Regions from separate parts of the Homo sapiens genome. Here region 2 is linked to region 1. Evidence: chromatin loops called from intact Hi-C (ENCODE). Cell type or tissue: K562. All regions are shown on one strand. Each heading gives the region's core, and the rest is flanking DNA. Links, peaks and the distances in the headings are about the cores only. Region 1 has its middle 29 kb from the start of RPRD1A. Region 2 overlaps FHOD3 (formin homology 2 domain containing 3).

What was found. Peaks named below come from ENCODE experiments on the same cell type or tissue, not always from the same donor. Only the 100,000 strongest peaks of a DNase experiment are listed, where the experiment ranks them.
Region 2: a loop joins it to region 1, with 6 times the contacts of the local background. A loop is called at or near these places in 9 of 110 quality-filtered maps.

The regions. Positions count from the first base shown.
Region 1 is chr18:36,094,944-36,097,748 of GRCh38, forward strand. No RefSeq gene overlaps it. Among named protein-coding and RNA genes, the nearest start is that of RPRD1A, 29 kb to the left of the region's middle. In K562, for the core only: a CTCF peak has its summit at 1,173 (motif pointing right); a DNase peak (open chromatin) is centred at 1,198.
Region 2 is chr18:36,410,193-36,412,997 of GRCh38, forward strand. The region is part of intron 3 of FHOD3 (formin homology 2 domain containing 3); the gene reads left to right. Among named protein-coding and RNA genes, the nearest start is that of FHOD3, 110 kb to the left of the region's middle. In K562, for the core only: CTCF peaks have their summits at 1,691 and 2,775 (motif pointing left); a DNase peak (open chromatin) is centred at 1,689.

The DNA.
Region 1 (2,805 bases), core at 60-2,559:
AAATAAATAAAACCGGCATGGTGGCGTGCACCTGTAGTCCCAGCTACTCAGAAGGCTGATGTGGGAGGATTAATTGAGTCTAGGAGTTTGAGGTTGTAGTGAGCTATGATTGTGCCACCTGCACGCTAGCCTGGACAACAGAGTGAGACCTTGTTTAAAAAAAAGGAAAAGTAAAGATGCCAAACTTGAACTCCCAAATTTTCAACTTTGGAGACCGTAGACAGGAGTTTAAGTTTCTTCTGTGGCATCAACTAGCTCTAGGACTTTAACCAAACCAATTAACCTCTCCAAACTTCGTTTTAGTCATCTGCAATATGAAACTAATAAGGCCTATATAGTAAGGCTGTTATGAGGATTGGGTAGAATTATGTAGAGGACTATAGTAGACCTTAGTAAATGCTATTTTTTCTTACTTCATAATCTCTTCCCATTTGCCAAATGTTTTCGGCTAAGATGAAGTGGGAGTAAAAATTAGCTGGGCGTGGTGGTGAGTGCCTGTAATCCCGGCTACTCAGGAGGCTGAGGCAGGAAAGTCACTTGAACCCGGGAGGCGGAGGTTGCAGTGAGCCGAGATCATGCCATTGCGCTCCAGCCTGGGCAACAAGAGCGAAACAGCGAAACTCCGTCTCAAAAATAAATAAATAAATAAATAAATAAATAAATAAATAAATAAATAAAGGACAACTGTGATATCTATTCTTTTGTATCTGGCTTTTCCCACTTAGCATATGTTTTCAAGGTTCATCCATGTTGTAGATAATTTTTTGTCTACAACGTTTTTGGAGATAAATTTGTTTTGTCTACAATTTTTTGTAGACAATTTTTAAATTGCATTTTCTTGTATGAGTGAGATTGAAATCCTGTAATATGTAAGCTTTTATATGATAAAAAGCCATTTGCGTCTTTCTCCATGACCACTTAATTCATGTTTGTAGTCCATTCCTCCTATCCAAGAATAGGAAATAACTTTACATGTACTCAAATATTTTGGCCCATCAGCAGCATTTGAGTTTCTCTTCACATACTTCTTGCACAGTTATGTTAAATAAAACTAGTTCTTTAAATTTACACCAAAAAAATAGCTAGTAATTGAACACTAGTAGCATCATTTCTAAATTAGTCATCTTCTCAATTTGTAAAATTTGAAGTTGTGTTAAAATTCCACAAGGTGGCAGACTGGTTCTACTAAGTTGGGCTTACTGCATGGGTTTAAATAACATCCTAAATGTGTTATATGCATTCAATGGAATAGTATTTAGCTTTAAAAAAGTGATATTCTGACACATGCTTCAACATAAATGAAAAAACTTTGATAAGATTATATTAAGTGAAATAAGCCAGTTACAAAAGGACACATATTGTATGTTCCACTTAAATGTGTAGTCAAAATCAGAAAGACAAAGTAGAATGGTGTTTGGCTGGGAAAAGAAGAAATGGGGAGTTATTGTTTAATGGATCCACAGTTTCACTTTCAGAAGACATAAAAATTCTGAATATGGATGGTGGTGACGACTGCACAACAATGTTAGTGTACTTAATGCCACTAAATTGTACACTTAAGAATGATTAACAAGGTAAATTTTATGTTATTGTATATTTTACCACAATAAAAAAGATGGTAAAAAATAAGATTCAAGTAAAGAAATGTATAAAGAATACAAAAGTCTTCCACTGTACTGTGTATCCTTCCAAAATTTCTGTAAGTACACCCACACCCAGGTGTGGTGTGTACTCAATATTTTACACTGTATTGTTCAATCAAGAGAAATATCCACCTCATCCTTTTTTAGAAAAAAACTTAGGAAAAGTTACTTTTTTCCTATGCAGTAGAATTCTGTGAGATTCACTACATATAGATTTGTGTAACCACCACCAAAATCAGGATACAGAATGATTCCATTACCATCTCTCAACCCCTGCCCCCCAAAAATCAAACTCCTATGCTAGTATTTTACAGTCACAGCCTTCCCAAAATGAACCCTGGGCAACCACTGATCTTTTCTTCCTATCATATTATCTTCTCCAGAGTACCATATAAATGGAAACATGTAATATGTAACCTTTTGAGTCTGCCTTCTTTCACTTAGCAAAATCACCATGTATTCATGGAGGTTGTTGCCTGTGTCAGTAGTTTATTCTTCTCACTACTGGGTAGTATTGCACTACACAGATATACCACAGCATTATTTATCCATTCAACTGTTGAAAGACACTTGGGTGGTTTCCAGTTTCTGGTGATTGTGAATAAAGCTGCTATACAAGTTTTTGTGCAAATGTTAAGTTTTAATTAGTCTAGGGCAAATACACAGGAGAGGGATTGTTGGGTCATAATGTACCCATAATGTAGTTGTATATTTACCTTTGTAAGAAATTACCAAATTGTTTTCCATAGAGGCTGTACCATTTTGCATACCCACTACCAATGTATGAAAGTTTAGTTACTCCACATCCTTGCTGGATATTGATATTGTCAGAATTTTTAATTTTAGCCATTTTAGGAGGTGAATACTGACAGCTCATTATGGTGTTAATTTGCATTTCCTTAGTGATTTATGCTATTGAACTCTTTTCATGTGCCGCCATGTGTTCTCTTTGGTGACATATCTACATATCTATTCAAGTTTTTCCCACATTTTAAAGAACTAGGTTGTTTGTTTTCTCACCATTGTGTTATGAGAGTTGTTTTTATATTCTGAAAACAAGTTCTTGGTTGGATATGTGATTTACGAATATTTTTCTCCCAGTTCATAGTTTCTCTTTTCTATTCTGACAAAACAAAAATTTTCAATTTTTTTTTTTTTTTGG
Region 2 (2,805 bases), core at 299-2,798, 320 kb after region 1:
AACCATGAATCCACTTTCTGTCTCTGTGGATTTGCCTATTCTAGATATTTCATTTTAAATAAAATCATATATAGCCTTTTGTGTCTGGCTTCGTTCACTTAGCATAACTTCTCAAGGTTCATCCATGTTGTAGTATTCATTGGTACTCCATTCCTTTTTGTGGCTAATATTCCATTGTATGGATACACTACATGTTGTTTGTCTATTCACCAGCAGATAGACATTTGAGTTGTTTCTATTATGAATAATGCTGGTATGAACATTTATGTACAAGTTTTTGTGTCAACATGTGTTTTTACATTGCCTAGGCATGTACCTAGAATGGGATGGTTAGATCAGTTAGTAACTCGACATTTAGCGTTTTAAGGAACTGCCACATGATTTTCCAAAGCAGCTGCCCCATTCACATTCCCACTGGTAATGTATGAGATTTCCAGTTTTTCCACATTCTTACCAATGTGGTAAGAATTTGTTTTTGTCTGTCTCGTTGATTATAGCTGTTTTTAGTGAGTTTGAAATTACATCTCAGCATGATTTTGATTTGCATTTCCCATGTGGCTAATGACATTGAGCATCTTCTCATGTGCCTATTGGGCATTTGTATATCACCTTTGGAGAAATGTTCTTCAAATCCTTGGCCACTTAAAAAATAGGGTTATTTGGCTTTTTTTTAATTGTTAAATTTTGTAGGAGTTCTTTATATATTCTGGATACAAGTCCCTTATCAGATATACGCTTTGCAAATATTTTCTCCCATTCTGTGGGTTGCCTTTTTGTGTTCTTGATGATGTTCTTTTAAACAGAAAGTTTTTAATTTTGATGCAATCTAATTTACCCAGTTTTTTCTTCTTTTTGCTTGTAATTTTAGTTTTATATCTAAGAAATAATTGCCTAATCCAAGGCCATGAAGATTTACTTCAATTTTTCTCTAAGACTTTTATCATTTTAGCTCTTACATTTAGGTCTCTGATCCATTTTGTATTTAGTGTGAGGTAGGGGTCCAATTTAATTTTTTTTGCATATGGATACCCAGTTGTTGTAGCACCATTTGTTGAAAAGACCATCCTCATATATTTTTGATGTTAATAAATACATTTTAAATTTCACTTTTAAAACTTTTAAGTGCTTTTGTAAATTTCTTTGGGATCCGTTGTGAAGAAAATTATCAAAATAATGTAATTCCTCAAAGGGTATCATTTGTTACTATGTGATCCTGAATGAGGAATCAATTGATTTCTTATCTGTCTATATTTGAAACTAACATTCATAAAAGGATATTTAACCATTGAATTCTGGCTCTTAAGACAATAAAATCTGGCCTCTAAACACCTTTTTGTTCCTATTTTTTAGTGGCTGCATTTCATCTTATTTTACTTCATTTATTTTTTATGTTAATTGCCTTATTTGCTTTTTATTTTTGTCAGTATAATATAGAGTAACCACATTTACAATGTTTGCAGTACAAAATAGAGCAACTGATCCTGTGGGTTTATCTCCACCACCTGGCCTGAGTGGCCCAGGAGAATGCTGTAGTTATTAATTTTCAAAAAGGGTGAAGAACCAAGATTCTGATTCCTATTTTTAAAATGAAAGCCCCCTAACTTATTCCAGTGCCTTGGCACTCTCCTGCCTCTAGTCCTAAAACAAGGCCACCATGTGGCCATTTGGGAGATTGACCTGCCCACTGGCTTTTTCTCTTTGGGTAGCTGCTGCTCCAAGCAATGGCGCCTCCCTTGGCCTTTCTTCTCTCACCTACAACCAGATGCTCCTAAAATAGACTCTTCCTGGTGGCCCATCTGCAGAGCAACAAACCACTGGAGTGGTGAGTAGGATTTGAGCCCTTTGTGTAAAGTGTGTGTAAAGTGCTTGCCTAATTATAACCAGAACTGTTTCCCACAATCCCCCATCCCACGCAGGCAGGAAGGGGCGGGGCTGGAGGGCAGTTAATATTGCTCAGGGTCATTGCTTTAGGGGATGGGTTGCAGGGGATTGAAAAGCTGCTCAAACTCACTGCTCTTTCTTTAGCAAGAACAAATGTGATGAGGGGATCCGTATGAATGCAAGTCCCTTCTGTATATATGTTCACATCTGCACTTGGAGAACAATTTGAGAAAAAGCTCCTTACCAAGATAATTAAAACTACTTTAGTTCCAGTATTTTAAATTAAACTAAAATTTATAGAAATATAGCTTACTCTAAGGGGAAAAAGTGATACCAATTTTAAAACACAAATAAAAATGTTGCTGCAATGCATATAATTTAAAATCAGGGTGATTGACAAGTGACAAGGACTAAAATCAGATTTATTCTTGAACAGCTGGGAAAGCTATCCATGTGTCTTGGAAAGATATTATGCGATTTTCCCCATGTAAAAGTAAAAATGATTCTGGAGAAGAGTTGCCCAGATGAACCTCTTCTTCCCTTAAAGAGAGACTTAAGGTAAAGAGAATTTGCTCTTAAAGCCATTTTATAAAAGTCATAATACTTTTTGCTACAATCATTTCAGGCTTTTTTTGTTTTAATTAAAGGATGTTTGCTGTTAAATAAAATTAAGGTTAAAAATGTTAGGTATAGAAGTCTAATGTTGAAAATTGTACAAAAAGCCGATATATAATGAAGAATGAATGATAACAAGAATTTTCTCATCTTCCTAGCAGCATGTTGCAGTGGGTTTCTGGGGCAAGGAGTGGTGGGGATGGAAGCTCACAGAGGTCATATTGTTGCTTTGGAACTGGTGTCCTAGACACCTACCTGGAGCCTTCACAGGGCCACTGCCCACTGGTGGGCACATGGTGAAACTTCATT